2 separate regions of the Homo sapiens genome follow, and region 2 is linked to region 1. Evidence: read pairs that join two places in POLR2A ChIA-PET (ENCODE). Cell type or tissue: endothelial cell of umbilical vein. All regions are shown on one strand. Each heading gives the region's core, and the rest is flanking DNA. Links, peaks and the distances in the headings are about the cores only. Region 1 overlaps PPHLN1 (periphilin 1). Region 2 has its middle 120 kb from the start of LINC02461.

The links. ChIA-PET counts read pairs that join two places held together with the same protein. Peaks named below come from ENCODE experiments on the same cell type or tissue, not always from the same donor. Only the 100,000 strongest peaks of a DNase experiment are listed, where the experiment ranks them.
Region 2: POLR2A ChIA-PET joins it to region 1 with 6 read pairs; 2 of 35 experiments call an interaction of 5 or more read pairs at or near these places.

Annotation. Positions count from the first base shown.
Region 1 is chr12:42,384,716-42,392,715 of GRCh38, forward strand. PPHLN1 (periphilin 1) reads left to right here. Exons shown (of 10, transcript NM_201439.2): 6 at 225-281; 7 at 2,741-2,820. Among named protein-coding and RNA genes, the nearest start is that of PPHLN1, 63 kb to the left of the region's middle. In endothelial cell of umbilical vein, for the core only: no CTCF peak of the experiment used is centred there; no DNase peak of the experiment used is centred there.
Region 2 is chr12:43,024,705-43,036,337 of GRCh38, forward strand. No RefSeq gene overlaps it. Among named protein-coding and RNA genes, the nearest start is that of LINC02461, 120 kb to the right of the region's middle. In endothelial cell of umbilical vein, for the core only: no CTCF peak of the experiment used is centred there; DNase peaks (open chromatin) are centred at 5,497 and 5,917; H3K27ac peaks cover 852 bases.

The DNA.
Region 1 (8,000 bases), core at 1-8,000:
TGGCTTCTTGCCTTAAATGGAGATTTTTTTCTCCCATTATTTATTCCCCTTCACTGGTGATTGCTCAGGCAGCCCAACTTGAAAGTAGGGTAGGAAAGAGTTTAGGGCCACCAGAAAATGCTCAGAAGCCCCTGTTCTCATCACTCCTACTTCTGAGTTCTTCTCTTGTTCCTCTTGGGCACAGAGGTGCTGCTGTTAATTCCTCCCTGCCCACCTTTCCATAGAGTCCGTGCGTCCTGGTGCCTCCTACAAACGGCAGAATGAAGGAAATCCTGAAAGAGGTGAGTTTTGAGCTAGACTCTGATTTGGGATTGTGAAGGGGTGGGAGACTTGAACTGATAGCGGTTATGGAAATGGGGAAAGTGTATAACTGCTCCATTAGTCTATTGTGAGAACCACAGTTAGCAGTAGACCTAGGTACTAGGATTTGGGGGGCATTTGTGGGCTGGTATCTGGGCTAGCCATTCCTGGATGGGAATAGCCATTCTGTAGGAGGCTGAGATCTGTAGAATAGACAGGCCATTGGAAGATAGGACCTGACAACAGTAGGATCAAGTGATTTCTGTTTACTCTTTTTGTGTTCTTTCTTTTGCCATTTGTATCATTGTTTTCTTTATCCTTTGCTGCTTGCTTTCTGCTCCCATTGTTGCAACAGGGACATATGAATATATGTGGGTATATGATAAACCTCCTGCACCACCCTTCAGTGTTCCTTTGCTTTTGCACATGAAATTGGTTGATAACGACTTAAATTAGCCTTTGGGCAGCTAAAATCAGGAAAGGTCCAAGACTATACTTCGGGATGATATGTTTGTAAAGGAAACACTAAGCAAAAGATCAACAGCTGCTTGTGACAGGTTTTTTTCCCCTCTGTGTCTAGCTGATAAGTGCTAAAGAATTGAGCCTGTAATTATGCCTTTAATAAGCATAATGTGCTATGCTGATTGGTCCAGTGCCTTGTCTCCTTTGAAGGGATTGCTTATCTGAATAGGATTGGGAGGTCATTGCATCTTAGGTATAGAAAAGTGAGGTTCATCTTTTTATCTGATTTTCGAGTGCCTACCCTTTTCTTGAAGGACTTGAGCTAAGTAGGCCACAGATATTTGGAAATGAATAAGCTATAGCACTTGTTCTTCTGGGAGCTTTTGGTGTAATGGGATACACTGACACTATCACACTATGATGTGAAATTTGCCACATGCAATGGAAATACAATAAGGAATGACTTAAGTATATCATGTTCTTGGCCATTTGGGATACAGTAGTGGTGCTTTTGAGTTTTAAGGTCTACAAGAACTTTTAAAGTTGCTTAGGGTGAAAGCCTCTTGTAGTACCACAAGTTAAAAGACTCTAGGGCTGTATCGTTCTAAAGCTGTTGGAGCTTAAAAACTGGAATACTCAGCCTAGGGCAGGAGTCCTCAACCTCTGCACAATTGACATGTAAGGCCAGTTAATTCTTTGTTGTTGGGGTGTCCCCCATAGCAGGACATTTGCCAGCATCCCTGTCTTCTACTAAATATATGCCAGTAGCCCTCTCCCACTTGTGACAGTCAAAAATATCTGCACATACTACCAAATGTCTGTGGAGGGGAGGTGCAAAATTGTCCTCAGTTAAGAACCACTGGGCTAGAGAAAGTGTTTTGGGTCTGTAGGACATTAGAAAGGTGTTATTCACCACTTTCCTAGGTGGTTGGAAGTCTTTGAGCCTCCAGGACCTTATTTATCTATCTTGGCTGTGGCAGGAAGAGCTTAAGAGGCTTTTTGACTGAAGCTGGCTTTGCCTCAGTTTCAAAGTCGTTTTATCTCTGCTTTTGCTCTTGACTGCTTTGCTGTTAATCCACTGTCCAGTCTCGACCAGCTTCTGTGTGACTCCAAATTTTATGCCACTTTCTCTTCTCATGTTATTAATTTTGTTAGTTTTTCTAGCAACAAAGGGCAGAGGATTATATATTTGGCACATATAGACAATTTAATGAAATGTTTTTCTGTAACAGCTCACTGTTATTAATTTTTAAGAGTATATTTAACTAAACCTATCTTTTAGGGAGTTGTTGAACCTGCTAAAGTACTATTGTTTAAATGTATTTTCTGGCTCAAGTTTCTATAAAAAATAATATACATACAGCACTATGTGAGTAAAGTGACTAAAGGTAAAGATTAGTGACTTTATCTCATACAGGTTTATTTTTAACCATTTAACAAATATTTGGGCATTCATTAATGCCAGGCACTGATTAGTGCTCTGAATTATAGCTTTCTAACTTTATGTTTAAAACTGTCTAAACATTTCAGGAATATCTGCTAAAGTTCCTATGTAGATCCTCTTGAGCTACCCCTTGATTAACTAGTTCTCCTCGGTATCTATATAATAACTACCTTTGTATTTTTATTGTGATATATCAAAAATTAGCATTTAGGAGCATGGAAGAAGTAGCATTCATGGTTTTAAAATATGTTTTGCCTTTCTTGAAGTCTCTGTGGCTCCATGTTTACTTACTAGCAGTGCTGTGGCCTAGACTGGCTTCTATGATATCCTTTGGTTCCAGGTTATTTCAGATTGTTGATGGTGCTTAGCCTCTGAGAGGTAGTTTTAGATATTAACCTATTTAATGTAATAATGTAATGAAAAGTTTTAGTACTAAAATAAGTGTATGACCCCCACATTAATTCCATTACAAAATTACTTTATCAAAAACAAATTAGCTAGAAAAAAAATTACATCTTATGTTTTCTTATATAGATAAAGAGAGGCCTGTCCAGTCTTTGAAAACATCAAGAGATACTTCACCCTCAAGTGGTTCAGCAGTTTCTTCATCAAAGGTTTGTTATATTTCTAAAATCAGTTTAAAGAAGAATTACAAATTGAGATGGACTGACTAGTACAGATGCTTTTATTCTTTACTGTTATGCCAAGGGAGCTAATTTGCTGCATTTAAAAACTTAAATTTTTGGCTAGGTGTGGTGGCTCATGCCTGTAATCCCAGGACTTTGAGAGACTGAGATTGTAGGGAAAAGAAAGAGAGATCAGACTATTACTGTGTCTTTGTAGAAAGGGAAGACATAAGAAACTCCATTTTGACCTGTACCCTGAACAATTGCTTTGCCCTGAGATGCTGTTGATCTGTAACTTTGCCCCAACCTTGAGCTCACAAAAACATGTGTTGTATGGAATCAAGGTTTAAGGGATCTAGGGCTGTGCAGGATGTGCCTTGTTAACAAAATATTTACAAGCAGTATGCGTGGTAAAAGTCATCGCCATTCTCTAGTCTCGATAAACCAGGGGCACAATGCACTGCGGAACGCCGCAGGGACCTCTGCCCTGGAAAGCCAGGTATTGTCCAAGGTTTCTCCCCATGTGACAGTCTGAAATATGGCCTTGTGGGATGAGAATGACCTGACCATCCCCCAGCCCAACACCCGTAAAGGGTCTGTGCTGAGGTGGATTATTAAAAGAGGAAAGCCTCTTGCAGTTGAGATAGTGGAAGGCTACTGTCTCCTGCCTGCCCTGGGAACTGAATGTCTTGGTATAAAACCCGATTGTACATTTGTTCAGTTCTGAGATAGGAGAAAAACCACCCTATGGCAGGAGGCGAGACATGCTGGCGGCAATGCTGCTTTGTTATTCTTTACTCCACTGAGATGTTTGGGCGGAGAGAAACATAAATCTGGCCTACTTGCACATCCAGGCATAGTACCTCCCCTTGAACTTAATTGTGACACAGATTCCTTTGCTCACATGTTTTCTTGCTGACCTTCTCCCTATTATCACCCTGCTCTCCTACTGCATTCCTCTTGCTGAGATAGTGAAAATAACAATAAAAACTGAGGGAACTCAGAGACCGGTGCTGGTGCAGGTCCTTATTATGGTGAGCGTCGGTCCCCTGGGCCCACTTTTCTTTCTCTATACTTTGTCTCTGTGTCTTATTTCTTTTCTCAGTCTCTCGTCCCACCTGACGAGATATACCCACAGGTGTGGAGGGGCAGGCCACCCCTTCATGAGATGGGAGAATTGCTTGAGGCCAGGAGTTCACAACTAGCCTTGGTAACGTAGCAAGACTTTATTTTAAAAATTAAAAATTAGCCAGATGTGGTGGCATGCACCTGTAGTCCTAGCTATTCAGGAGGCTGAGGTGAGAGGATCACTTGAGCCCAGGAGGTTGAGCCAGCAGTGAGCTATGATTGCACCACTGCACTCTAGCCTGGGTGACAGAGCAAGATGCTGTCTCTGAAAAATAAAAACAGGCCGGGCATGGTGGCTTACGCCGGTAATCCCAGCACTTTGGGAGGCTGAGGCGGGTGGATCATGAGGTCAGGAGGTCGAGACCATCCTGGCTAACACAGTGAAGCCGTGTCTCTACTAAAAATACAAAGAATTGGCTGGGTGTGGTGGCTCATGTCCGTAATCCTAGCACTTTGGGAGGCCGAGGCAGGCGGATCATGAGGTCAAGAGATCGAGACCATCCTGGCCAACGTGGTGAAACCCCGTCTCTACTAAAAATACAAAAAAATTAGCTGGCCGTGGTGGCAGGCGCCTGTAGTCCCAGCTACGTAGGAGGCTGAGGCAGGAGAATGGCTTGAACTTAGGAGGCGGAACTTGCAGTGAGCCGAGATCACGCCACTGCACTCCAGCCTGGTAACAGAGTGAGACTCCGTCTCAAAACAAAAACAAAAATAAACAAACAAAAAAAAAAACAATTAGCCGGGTGTGGTGGCACGTGCCTGTAGTCCCAGGTACTTGGGAGGCCAAGGCAGGAGAATTGCTTGAATCCGGGAGGCGGGTGTTGCAGTGAGCTGAGATCACGCCACTGCACTCCAGCCTGGGCGACAGAGCGAGACTCTGTCTCAAAAAAACAAAAAACAAAACCGCTTACATTTTAAATAACCACAGCTTGAAAATAGCAACCCGAGTTTCTATGAGGAAAAATGGGCAGTTTTCTCACTGAATTTTTAACACAGTCTATGCCAAATTTAGTACTTATTGCTGCAACCCATATTCTCATCTTGACCATAAGCAGGTTGGATGGGTTATATCTGGTGGATTGTGCTTTTATTTGGGGAGTTGGGAGTGTAGGCAGATACCTAACATGTATGGTGTATTTTTTCTTTTATTCATACAGAAATCTTAGTAGGTACATATCTCTATTCTATAGTAGAGTGAGGGCTCAGGAGTTATTAATTTCTTAAGGACATAGCTACCCCTCACTATACCATTCTTCTCATTCCTACTTTTCTAGCATCTCAAAACATAAATCCTCAGAAATTAAAAACTTGACAAGTTGCTGTTTCCATCTGTTCTCTCCAGTTAGAAGTTCTCTTCACAGATATCATACCCTTTCTCTTAGCCATAACGGTTGTTACATCTGTTACCTGCTTTACTTCTTTTCATTCTGCCTTTTATACTTTTTGGCTTTTTAGGAAGAGTAGATATCACCTAGCGGTATATACTGGGTGTCTGGGGGGCAGCTGCTTCCCTGCCTCAGGAGGAAAAAAACAGCTTCTTTGTGACAACTTGTATCTTTGGAACTTTCCCAGAAGTCTGAGGGTTCTGGGATTCTGGATTTTGAATAGCAAAGACCAATTGGATTATGGTTCTGTCTTAAACATATCAAGGGTGCTTTACCCACCTGGAACACTGCCTTGGTTTTCATGTCAGGTAATAGATGAAAGAAGAGTAAATAGTACCTGCCTATCAAAGTCACTACAAAAATTCAAATTATTATATATGAAATATTTTCTCTGAAATATACTGCTATCTGAATATAAGTTACAACATAGAGTTTTGTGCTACATGTTAAAAGTTTTAGTGGAAAACAACCATGTTGAATTTTTAACTACTTTTGTCTGATAGTTTCATGTAGATCAAGCTTGATCTACATGCAACTGTGGCCCAGGATGGCTTTGAATACAGCCCAACACAAATTCCTAAACTTTCTTAAAACATTACGTGATTTTTTCCTTTTTTTTTTTTTTAAGCTCATCAGCTATTCTTAGTGTTAGTGTATTCTATGTGTGGTCCAAGACAATTCTAACGTGGCCCAGGGAAGCCAAAGATTGGATGCCCCTGATGTAAATGTTTGCATTTTTTTTTTCACAGACCGTGAAGTTTTTTTTTTTTTTTTTTGTATATAAAAATAGAGATGGGGTCTTGCTATGTTGCCCAGCCTGGTTTCAAACTCCTGGTCTCAAATGATCCTTCCACCTTGGCCTCCTAAAGTGCTGTGATTACAGGCGTGAGCCACTGTGCCTAGCCAGACTATAAAATCTTAAAATGGAATCAAAATATCACAATTTTAGATCCATAGTTATTTTACATATTCAGAAGGTAGCGCCCTCTTTGATTTGCCCAAGGTCACATGGTAGCTGTGGGGAGCTTTATGAGCTAGATTTCCTGATTTGGTGAACTCTTTGATGTAACATTATGGCTGCCCATATGTTGGGATACTTTTTCAGAGTTTGTTAGTTTCAAATGATAGGTTTTCGAATGTGCAGAGAGAATGACAATAAGTTATAGTAGGCTTTTGCTTCATTCTTTTTGAAGGGCAGAACGGAGTTTCACTCTGTCGTCCAGGCTGGAGTGCAATGGCATAATCTCGGCTCACTGCAACCTCCACCTCCCAGGTTCAAGCAATTCTCCTGCCTCAACCTCCCAAGTAGCTGGGATTACAGGCGCCTGCCACCACACCTGGCTAATTTTTGTATATGTAGTAGAGATGGGGTTTCACCGTGTTGGCCAGGCTGGTCTGGTCTCACACTCCTGACCTCAGGTGATCCGCCCGCCTCAGCCTCCCAAAGTGCTGGGATTACAGGTATGAGCCACTGCTCCCAGCTGCTTCATTCTTTGCTAGAGAGAAGTCATATAATTGTTTTTGCTCTTTAATTTTCTCTTAAATAGGTATGCCCCCTCACCCCCTGGAAAAAAAAACAACTTTCTTGGATATATTTGTGTTTGTATATGTGTTTTCTTCTTCTAACTAGCTTTTAAAAAAACCTTCTATTACTGAGTAATAATAAAAGTATTACTTATAATACCTTTTTAACCTTATATATGGACACGGCTTTGGAATGAGCTGTTTAAGCTTCCTCAATGGCTGTAGAATATACTTCATATAGATATATTGCTATAATATTCCAGTAAATGTAGATGGCTAGCCAGTAGTTTGATGAATTTAACAAGGTGTAGAAAAACATCAAATGACCTTTTCAGTTAAAAAAATGTCTAAGCCAGGCACGTTGGCTCATGCTTGTAATCTCAGCACTTTGGGAGGCCGAGGCAGGCGGATAACCTGAGCTCAGGAGTTTGAGACCAGCCTGGCCAACGTGGTGAAATCCTGTCTCTACTAAAAATACAAAAATTACCCGGTTATGGTGTGCGCATTTGTACTGTTAGCTACTCGGGAGGCTGAGGTTGGGGAATCGCTTGAACCCAGGAGGCGGAGGTTGCAGTGAGCCGAGATCGCGGCACTGCACTTGAGCCTGGGTGACAGAGTGAGACTGCATTCCCCCTCGCCCCTCCCAAAAAAGCCTAGATTTAAGTCCCAGCTCAGCATTTATTAATGACTTTGAGCAGGTCACCATCATTCAGTTTTTTAGTTTATGAGTTGGGATAATAAAGCCTCTCTAATCACCTTCATGGAATTCTATTTAATTAAAGTACTTCTTTTGGTTCATAGATAAAAGCACTTTATAAATGGTAGTGCCCCATAAGTTCAGTGCCCAGCACTGTCATCCACAAGAGGTATATTTGGAATCAGTGATGTGACTTTAGAGAAGTAAAGCTTAGTAATAGAAGGTTTTTTAAGAAGAGATGGTTATGCAACTAAGCATGGCAGGGCAAAGCTGATGAAAATGTATACCAAGGAAGTAGAATGGAATCAGAGAATTACCTTAACGGCCCTAAGGAAATAATTTTTAAATTTGTGCTTGACAATTCATATCTTATTTACAAAATAAGCCTTTAAACAGTACTGGGGGAATTATATCTGATCCAGAAAAGACATTTT
Region 2 (11,633 bases), core at 1,647-9,646, 640 kb after region 1:
CTGGGTTTTATGCCCTAGGGATGGGATACAGCTTGCTATCTTTAAAAAAATTTGAGTAGATTGTTACTGATTGGGCCAAAGGGACATAGAACTAGTCATAGAAAACTAAAATAAAAGCTAAATCTATTTTGATGATATCTATGGCAGGGGAGGAGAGTGAGTGCAGGAAAGGAGAGGAGTTTCATTTAACATTTGCCTCCCTGGGCAGTAAAAACTAGGTCAAATGGTTAAAACAGCTCTGTACATCTAATGTGCTATTAGACCATACCAAGCAGTTTTACAAGATGTAGTCTACTTATATAGGGGTAGCTGTAATATATAAATTCCAAATTTTGGATTCATGGCCTATGGTGCATGCATAATTTCTCACTTGATATCACTTCTAGTGTTGGCTGTTTTTCATATTGCACCCGGATATAAAATTTGAAACCTTTTCCTTTAATTATACTAATTGTGTAACTTCAGTTTTAAGACTAGTGCAGTAAAATATCCTAGTTTATCAACTAGAATTGTTAATGATTAGATATGTATCAAACTTTATCATAAAACATTTGGGACAAGAATGTTAGATGGGGTGGGATAAGTGGGAGTGATATGATAAAATATAGTCACATTTGATTAGTTACAAAGAAGAAATAAATCATCATTATGCTGAGTTGATAGTGCATTTAGAGTAAGGCCTATTTGCTTAGAACCCCAAACTATAAGTATAGCATCTTGGGAGAAATGAGGTTGCTTAACATGATATGTCTCTCAAAGTTGTTCAAAGCCAAAGCCCCAGAGGAACTTCATAAAGCTAGATATCACATTTCTAATCTGTCCTTGGCATGTCAACAGATAGAGTTAAAAATTTGAAATTTATCATATGTCAGTTAAGAATAAAATTGACAACAGAAGTTTGAAAAAATAATAGGGAACAGTTTGTGCAATTGGCTTCCACTTGTGGCCACTGGTCATTAGTCTGGGCAAATCTGCAGGGTATGGACAAAGTGCCTATGGACATTTAAATTAGTATGTTGAAATAAAAATGTTATTATGCATATGGTATGCTTTACCTCATTCAGAGCTTGACACATTTTGCCTATGAATATCATTAGGTAGGAGGATGGGCTTTCTAGGAACCATGCTCAGGGCCATCCCTGTTGTTTTCCAATATAGTGATAATTGGTATCAGTCATATAAGCTGAGAATAAGGACACTGGACTTCTTGATGCTCTTGGCTTTCAGGCTAAATATCCATATTTCCTTAGATTAGTAACTCAAGATGAAAGATGATGGACAATAGCTTCAATAAGCAAAGAGTCATGGCATGTAAAACAGGCTAAAGTTAGCTAGAAAGGTGGGGCATAGAGTACTTTTTAAACTTCATAAAATTCCCAATGATTATAGATCTTTATGTCAAAATATTCAAGGTTGAAATTACTGAAACCCACAAGAGCAGGTGTTCTAAATGATAATCTAAGGTATAATTAGAGTTTCTGAAGAACACTATGAGGTAGAGTTAATTGAAAGACTATATGGTTAATTATGGAATGATTTATTAAAAAATTAAAAATAGACTGACATGTTATAAAAACCCTTATTTTTCAAATCCGTATTTTGACTAAACATAAAGCTGAAATATGTTACTACTTTGATTTAAAAAATGTAAACAATTTAGTTATATCTTCAAAATGCTATATAATTATCTCATTTTTATTATATTATACCTCATTATTTACATAATACATAGGTTGTTTCCAAGGTTCACAAAAACCACACTGAACAGACAGATTACAGGGATAAGTGGTAGGACAGTGCTTTAAATTCCACTTGGATTAAAGGATTCAAAAACATAGAATGAAATAGAGAGGTAGCCCTGTCCCCTTGATATTTATAACCACTTTGGATACTCAAATTTAAATCACTGTAATCTTTATGTGTCTATCAATAACTTCTTAGTCACCTCTTTGATTTTTTTTTCATTTCCCAAAAAAACTGATCTAAAACTCTATAATTATTAGAAAAGAATTTTAATGGATTATCGTGGCTGCTGGTATGACAAGTTAGAACAAGAATTCTGCAGATGTAGGACTTCGTTTGAATACTGGTATGTGGGGGTAAGAATTGCACACTATTGATAAGGAAGAGATCAAACATGGGGAGCTGGAAAGAGTACTGAGGCATCACATCATCCCTGTTTATTGTGCAAATAATAAAATTAAGGTCCAATGAGATTAAGCAATTGCTATGGTCTGAAATGTGTACTCCAAAATTCGTGTGTTGAAACTTAATGGCCAATGTGAAACTATTAGGAGGTAGGGCCTTTGGAAGGTGATTAAGTCATAAGGGTGGAGCGCTCAGGAATGAAATTAGGGACCTTATACAAAGGGCTTGAGGAGTGTGTTCACTGTCTAGTGCTATGTGATGACATATTGTTGAAGAGACCATCTTGAAGCAGAGAGCAGCCCTCACTAGACACTGAAACTGCCAGTGCCTCCATCTGGACTCCAGCCTTCAGACCTGTGAGAAATACATTTCTGTTGCTGTAAACTACCCAGTCTCAGGTACCTTGTTAGAGCAACATGTATGGACTAAGATAGCAACTTTCTCAAAATTCCAATAGAAAGCACTAAATTCATGGGGAAAAATATTAATAATTTGATTAGAGAACAGTAGCTTGGCAAAATCTGTGAAAGAATTACATTAAACATACTGTGGGGTTCAGGAGAAAGAAGGCATCACATTCAGTAGCAGGAATTTAAAAAGGCATCAAAAAGAGAGTGACATTCTATATGGCCTTTAAAAATGAGAATTTAGAATTTTCAAACTTGAGGGTAGAGAAATGACAAAAGGGAAGTATTCTATTGTGAATGGCCTTGTAGCAGAAAAGATAGGACCCATTAAAGTAAGGTTTCTCATCCTCAGCACCGTTGACCTTTGGGAGCAGATAATTCTTTTCTGTGGGTTCTGTTCTGCGCATTGTAGAATGCTTAGCAGTATCCCTAAATTCTATCCACTATATGCCAGTCGTATACCTTTCTCCCCACCATGCTGGATTTGTGACAGCCAAAACGATCTCCAGATATTGTCAAATGTCCCTGAGGGGACAAAGGGGCAAAATTGCTCCCCTATGCCCTTGACAACCACTGCATCAGACTATCAGAGAACCTTCAAGGAAGGGTCTTGGTCACTGTGTATACATTAGTCACTCCTAAATGCTTGTTAAGAATTAAGAAGGAAGAAAAGGATGGGAGAAAGGAGGGAAGAAAGAACATAAAAGGATGACATATATTCATTTTTTTCCTGAAAACTGTTACTAAGTTAAAAGTCAATGCATTTTTTTTTTCATTCATTTTAATGGGAAAATTGTGATGCATTCCATCTCAAACTGAGATATGTATCCAAATAATATTCACAGAAAAATATATAAATTTAACTCTATTGTTTTACTTTCAGACATACAATTCAGCATAAGGAAGGTTTTTTTGTACTCAACAAAGTGGGAAGAGAGGTGTGATAGTAGGTGCATTGGTGGTAGGGATGAGGAAGGTCATTCCTTGGAAGGTGTAAATAGATGATCTACTTTTAGCAGGCAACCTCTTTGTGACTCATTTAAAAATGAGGTAATAGTACAGAAAAACATCTTCAGAGAAAATAAAGGTTAAAAATGAGTGTTTCAGGACATATGAAAATAGTCCAATGAATACAAGAGAATGAAGAGGTGGGAAAGTTGCTGCCTTTCATCCCATTCACAAAACAAAATGCTTTGAGTTCATCCAAATATGGTACATATTCTAATGTGCCCCCTCGATAGTCTCAAACCAGAAAGTGTTGCATCAAGAACATTGGTGAGAGTACCTTTCCCTTAAGAGCAATGTTGGTATGTTACTTTGCAGAGTGCATATTTTTTGGGGGGGGGGGTGGGGAGGGTGGTTCAAATATTATTAAACTGAGTAACAAAAGTCATAGATATTTTCAAGAACCTTTATGATATAAAATTGTCAACTGAACAAGCACCTTGTGATGAAAGTTTGTATACGGAAGAGCTGACGGGAGACAAAGCTGTGAAAGCAGAGCGAGGACATACAATTTCACAAGTATTATGGTCAAGTGTGTGGGACATAAAGAGAAAAAAATGAAGTCGGCTTTCAGAGGAACTAATAATCAGAGGGCAATGAAGGTTATCATTGAGGAGGGGACAAATGGAGATTTATATAGAGGAAGTCGTATCTTGCCAGGAAGAAAAAGGAGGAGGAGTCTTGACCACTTCAATTTCAGGGGCTGTGTGCAGAGGAAGAAGCTCGGAGAGGCAAGACAGCCAGGGGTGAAGATTGTTGAGACTGAGTGACTCAGTGCTCTCCTGCAGGAGTCTAAGAGGGTAGAAGGAGCTCAATCAGAGTAACTCCATCTCTAGTTTCTTTAAACAGACAGAGGGCCAGAGTTTACAATTTCTGAGCTGTTTTCAATTTCTGTGTGCTGTGAATTAGAACCAGAATATTCTAGAGGCCCACAGAAGGGCCACAGGAAACAGCTAAGTAGAGAGCCAGTGTGGCCCTGCCACTAGCACAGTTGTGAAAGGGCCATGCTGACCCCAAACCAGAGGCTGGTGGTGGACAGTGGGAGGAACTGGAAGCATTTGAGGGGGAACAAAGCAGCAGGGAAGAGGACTGGGCCAGAGTAAGAAGCACAGACTTCAGCAGCAGATGCAACAAAAATTCCCAGAGACAAGGCCAGTGATGGCCCATTGTCACCAGTTCAGGAGGGAGCCCAGGGAGAAGTGAAGATATACGGTTCTGTCCGAGGATGCCATCCAGTTCTGCCATCATGAGGTGTCACCAAAATGCCATCTGGGGGAAAGCAGAGGGAGGAAGATGGATATATGAGAGATTTACATTTTTGCTCCAAGAGACTGCACATTACTTAAAGGAACCATTATAAATTGTTCCATTAACTAGATTGGACTAATCTTTAGTTGTTGTGTTTTTTTTCTGCCACCCTCCTAAGTAGAACCCATGAGTAAAAGTCAGAGCAGTATTAGAGAAAAAAACTACATTTTCTTTGCAAAACCAGAATGCAGTGTGAGTAAATATGACCCCATTTTATAAATCCCCAGTTCAGTACAGAATAGGCATTTAAAAATGGTTGCTATTATTATAGGACTTGATAACTGATTGGATTTGGGAGGCTGAGAGCGGGCAGAATCACAGAAGATGCCAAGATTTTGACCTGAATAATATGGGAGAATGAGGGCACATCTTTTAAAAATATAGACATCAGCAAGATGAGATTGTTTGGAGTAAAGATATGGTGCTATGAAAACAAGAGGGTTGATGAGTTCTGGAACATGGAATAGTTGAGAGTAATGAGTACATAAATATAAAGTGCTGCATATTTATAATGTTAAGTAGTAGGGGGTCCTGAGGATCAGGAAAAAGATTATTTATAGAAACTAGATCCTTGTGGTTGAAGGAAGACGAATGAAAGTCTTGAGAGTGAGTCACAGGTTTTATTCTTTCCTTGTAATTGTTGGCTCCAAAAAGTGGCCTATACATGAACTGACATTGGAATTTTCATAAGTGACCTAAATGCAACAAATCATATATAGCCATAGTTTGTTATTGACACACAGTCAATGCTCAAATAAAATTTAGATTATCGATATTTTTAATTGTAGAAACAAATTGGTCTTCTCATCCTCTTTTGATTGTTCTGCTTCGATGAGGACCATTTTGGGGGAGGGAACAGGAGAATTGGGGTGGATAGCATGGTGTGTTCCCATTCTTTCTATTCTGTTTCTCTCCTCTCGCAGCATCACTATTTCTTAGCACTCCTGGTGGAAGAAAATAGTTTTCTGGAAGTTCTGTATTCCATTGTAAGAGGTTCAAAAAGTTTAACATTTATAAAGGTCAGGATCATTGGAACTAAATTCCTCCGCTGGTACTTATGTTTATATTTTGGTTAGTTTGTTTTGATAGGCATTTGCTCAAGTGGGCCTTGATAAGGGAACTACGAAGTGTAAATGAGAAAACTTCTAACAGAATGTGGGAGGAAATAAACAAATTGTATCTACATTTTTAGCTGGATTGGTTTATCTGGAAGTATGAGTCTCTTGCTCTCACTCTGTGTGTGTGTGTGTGTGTGTGTGTGTGAGAGAGAGAGAGAGAGAGAGAGAGAGACTCAGGAGAGATCCTTGTCACTGAGCTTCCCTGGCAAGAGTGTTCTACTCTTTTTTTTTTTTTTGTATAAAACATACTACTAATAAACTCATTTTCTACTCTACGGCTTTGAGGGTGTGTGAAAGTGTGAGTGATTTTTCCGTTTGTGCTCAGCAGTGAGAGAAAGGGAAAAGGAGAATATTGAAAGTTGGAGAGGGACCCAGAAGAACCTCAAGTGTAACAAAAGATCTAGTGGTTGACAGTAGAATTAAGTCAATGGAAGGGATCAAATGAGAGGGGCTGAACTAGGGTTGGAAGGATTAATGTAATTCAGAAAACAGATGGAGAAGTTAGGATGAACAAAATGTAGGTTTAAAAAATGTGAATATTTTATTTGAAATTACTTGCTATAGTAATGTATGATATTCAGTATACAGGCGTACTTTGGAGATATGGCTGGTTGAGTTCCAGACCAATGCAATGAAGTGAAAATGGCAAGAAAGTGAGAATTTTCTGGTTTTCCAGTGCATATTGAAGTTATGTTTATACTATACTATAGTCTGGTAAGTGTTCATAGCATTATGTCTATACAAATAATGTGCACACTTTAATTTAAAAAAAATACTGCATTGCTAAAAATCGCTAATGATCACCTGAACTTTCAATAAGTTATAATCTTTTTCCTGGTGGAGGGTCTTGCCTTGATGTTGATGGCTGTTGACTAATCAGGTGAAGGTTGAGGTTGCTGTGAGAATTTCTTTAAAAAGACAACAGCCCCAACAATAAGAAGTTTGCCTTATCCATTGGCTCTTCCTTCCATGAAAGATTTATCTGCAGCATGTGGTATTTGATAGCATTTTACCCACTGTAGAGCTTCTTTCAATATTGGAGTCAAGACTTTCAAACTCTGCTGCTGCTTTATCAACTAAGTTTATGTAATATTCTGTGTTGTTATTTTAACAATGTTCATAGCATCATCACCAGGAGTAGATTCCATCTCAACAAACCACTTTCTTTGCTCATTCATAAGAAACAACTACTCATCCATTAAAATTTTATCATGTGATTGCAACAATTCAGTCACATCTTCAGGCTCCATGTCTAATTCTAGTTCCCTTGCTATTTTCATCACATCTGCAGTTACCTCCTCCACTGAAGTCTTAAAGCCCTCCAAGTCCTTCATGGGGGTTAGGATAATTTCTTCCACACTCCTATTACTGTTGATCTTTTGACCTTCTTCCTTGAAATACAAATGTTCTTAATGCCATCTAGAATGATGAATCCTTTCCCAAAGGCTTTCAATTTACTTTTCTCATATTCATCAGAAGAATAATTATCTATGGAAACTATAGACTTACAGAATATATTTCTTAAGTAATAAGATTTGAAAGATGAAATTACTCCTTGATTTATGGGCTGCAGAATGGATGGTGTGTTAGTGGGCATAAAAACAACACTAATCTCTATCAGAGCTCTTGGATGACTAGGTGCATTGTCAGTGAGCAGTAATATTTTGAAAATAATTTTTTTTCTGAGCAGTAGGTCTCAACAGTGGGCTTAAAATATTCAGTAAACCATGCTGTAAACAGATGTATCATGAAAGCGTTGTTGTTCCATTAATAGAGCACAGGCAAAGTAGATTTAGCATCATTCCTAAGGGCCCTATGATTTTCAGAATGTTCAATAAGCCTTGGCTTCATCTTATAGTCACCAGCTGCCTTAGCCCCTAAAAAGAGAGTCAGCCTGTTCTATGAAGCTTTGAAGCCAGACATTGACTTTTCCTCTGTAGCTATGAAAGTCCTAGATGCTATCTTCCTCCAATTTAAAACTGTTTCATCTACATGGAAAATCTGTTGTTTAGTGCAGCCACCTTCATCCATTACCTTAGCTAGATCTTCTGGATACCTTGCTGCAGCTTCTCCATCAGCACTTTCTGCTTCACCTTGCACTTTTACGTTATGGAGATGGCTCCTTTCCTTAAACCTCACAAACCCATCTCTGCTAGCTTCAAACTTTTCTTCTGCAGCTTCCTTACCTCTCTCAGCCTTCATAGAATTGATGAGCGTTAGAGGCTTGCTCTGGTTTAGGCTTTGGCTTAAGGAAATGTTGTGGCTGGTTTGATCTTTTATCCAGAACCACTAAAACTGTCTCCATATTAGCAATAAGGCTGTTTCATTTTCCCATCATTCACGTGTTCACTGGAGTAGTACTTTTAATGACTTTCAAGAACTTTTCCTTTGCAGTCACAGCTTGGCAACTGTTTGTTATAAGAGGCCCAGTTTTCAGACTGTGTCAGTTTTTGACATGCCTTCCTCACTAAGCTTAATCATTTCTAGCTTTTGTTTTAAAGTAAGAGATGTGCAACTCTTCTTTCCATTTGAACACTTAGAGGCCATCCAAGGGTTAATAATTGGCCTAATTCCAATATTGTTGTGTCTCAGGGAATGGAGAGCCCCAAGGAGAGGGAGAGCATGGGGAATTGCCAGTTGGTGGAGTAGTTAGAACACATACAACATATATTACTTGTTTGTCACCTTACATGAGCATGGATTGTAGCACCCAAAAAACAATTATAATAGTAACATCAAAGATTACTGAACACAGATCACCATAACAGTTATAATAATGATGAAAAAGTTTGGAATATTGCAAGGATTACCAAAATGTGACTGATGCAGAGACACAAAGTGAGCACTTGCTGTTGGAAATAATGGCACCAACAGACTTGCTTGATACAAGGTTGCCACAAACCTTCAATTTGTGAAAAACACAGTTATCTATGAAGTGCAATGAAGTGAACTGCAACAAAATGAAGTGTGCCTGTATTTACAATTAAAATTATGCCCCCAAAGACCTTTTACTAGGAGATTATAAGTTAGTATAATGTTTATTAAGTTACTATGATAAAAACATAATAATTCAGGAAGGCAAGGCTATTTCTTCATTATAAGAGGCCTTTTCTACCTTTCTTTTATTGGCCATGCTGAAGTGAAAGACCTTAATACAGAATATTTAACAAACCATAAATTGTTTCACTAGACCGAATTTGTATCAGATAAAAGTCTGCTCTTAAAATGCAGTGAAATATTTTATCTTGCTAGTGAACATTTCATGTTCCAGGCGAAAACTTACCCCCAAGTCTTAAATGGAAAGTAATGCTAATACTTTTAGATCACTTTCCAGCATCTTTGGCCGGGCGCGGTGGCTCACACCTGTAATCCCAGCTTTCAGGGAGGCAAGAGGCAGGAGGATAGCTTGAGCCCAGGAGTTTGAGACCTGCCTGGGCAATATAGTGAGACCCCGTTCTCCAGAAAAAGGAAAAAAAAAAAAAGACAAAAAAAAATAAGTGTAACTCCAGCATCTTTGTTCGTGGTTCACTTTTTGCCCTTGGGTTGAATATTTTTTCCTTTCTTTCTTTCTTTCTTTCTTTCTTTCTTTCTTTCTTTCTTTCTTTCTTTCTTTCTTTCTTTCTTTCTTTTCTTCCTTTATTTTCTTTTCTCCTCTGTCTGTCTCTCCTTCTCTCTCCAAGAAATCTACAGCATAACCAGGCAATTGAGAGTTATTAGTTATTTTTCCATCCTGTTAGATGATGAACATACACAGGCTCACAAAACAGTAAATTTTTGTTGAACAACATACTTCCTACACTCTCCTCAACCCCCTTCAATTCAACTTCCACCTCCGTCATTCCTGAAATGGCTCCCGCTAAGGTCACCAATCATCCTTAAGGCCCCAAACTTAAAGGATACTGTTCAGCTTTCATATTACTTGATTTCTCAGCAGATTTCACAACAGCCAATCATTCTATCCTTAAAACAATCTTTTCCCTTGTCTTCTGGAACAAAGCTGTTCTCCTAGGCTTTCTCCTCTCCTCCCCTTTGAGTCCTTTTGCGGGCTCATTTGACTCTACCTGATCTCTAAGTATTGGAGCTGCGAAGGCTTGCTTCTGGACTTCTTTCTCCTTTCCTCTTCCCTGTCTCACAGCTGCAATTGTCTTCAATATGTCAATGGCTCTCAAACATATTCACTTGAATGAGTCTCTTCAGAGTCTCAGACCTGTATATCTGGTGCACTTGATATTTCCTCCTGGAGGTCTCACAAGTACCCTAAATACAACATGGCCAGAACCTAACTTATGATTTCATCTGTAACCTCTTTTAGTGCTCCCTACCACAGTACGTGATATCATATTGTTCACAGATAACTATATCACATCAATCTCCTGGTCAGAACCCTTGCATGCATCTTGTTCTTTTCTCACTTAACATCTTTGTGTGTATTTATCTCTACCTGGAGTGCTTCCAGCCTCTGCATTTCACTTAATAAGTTTCCACTCATCAGATTTCATCTCTACTTCCATGGTCTCAGAGAAACCTCCATGTTGCCTACACTACAAATTTATGACTTACTCTCATAAATTCCTTTTTTTAAATATTTTTTTACCTTTGTAGAATTTACCAGGTTTATCATTTTCTAATTATAGAGTTATTTGCTTATCGTTTGTCTACAAGCTGTCAGTGCAGAGACCACTTCTATTCTGCTGATTTTGGCATACCTAGTGCTAATAGTCGTGCCTGGCACATATTTGGCACCCAATATTTACTTATTTGATCAGTGGAGAGGCTATTTTCTATTTTGGTTTCTGATTCATGCAAAAGAAAAAAGTTAATTTTATTATACCACAAATCTTTATATACATAGCAATTTGTCAAACATGAGCTTGTTAGGGAATGCACTAAAATAGCTTAACCCAATGAAGCGAAAAGACATTAAACCTAGATAGTATCCAACCTAGACTTTCCTCTGAGATATAAGTACATTTTTCCAGAGTCTGTGGGGAACTGACTGGTGCTTTTATTATTGCTACTTTTCTGTGATCTATAAAATCAACGTATGATGGGAAAGGGCAGTGGGTGTAGCGTGAGTGATGAAGAACTTGGGTGGAGTGGGCAGTGTTCAGCTCCCAGCTCCACCACCCATCACTGTAAGGTAGTAGTAGTAATGGTCCCCAGGTGCTGGCTGTGAGGGACACTTGTGCAGAGCTTCCAGCGGTGGGCTTCGAATAGGAAATGTGCTGGTGCACCCAGCCAGTGGGGAGCTGTCGTTGACACTAGGGGAAAAGAACAGGTGGTTATGTAAAAAGTACTTTACAATTTTCCCTTCATCCAATCTCAAATGAAACAGTGTCCACACTCTAGTCTGTGGATCATATTGCTGGAAAAGTCAAGGACTAGGAGGCAAAATCTGCAGGTGTTTCCTTTCAGATTTTTGCCTTCAGGAAGGAATGAAAGGTAAATGAAAATTATGGTTATTCCACTGGCACCAGAGTAATATGTATGCATTTTTAGATTGCTGCATTTTAGTTTAAGCTATACAGGATGAGAGTAGAAATGAAAATATTATATAAGAGAACTATCTTTTCTGCATTTCCTGCTTATTTTAATAGCTATCTCCAATGTGGGTTTAATATTCAGAATTTTAATTCTTGTAATAAAA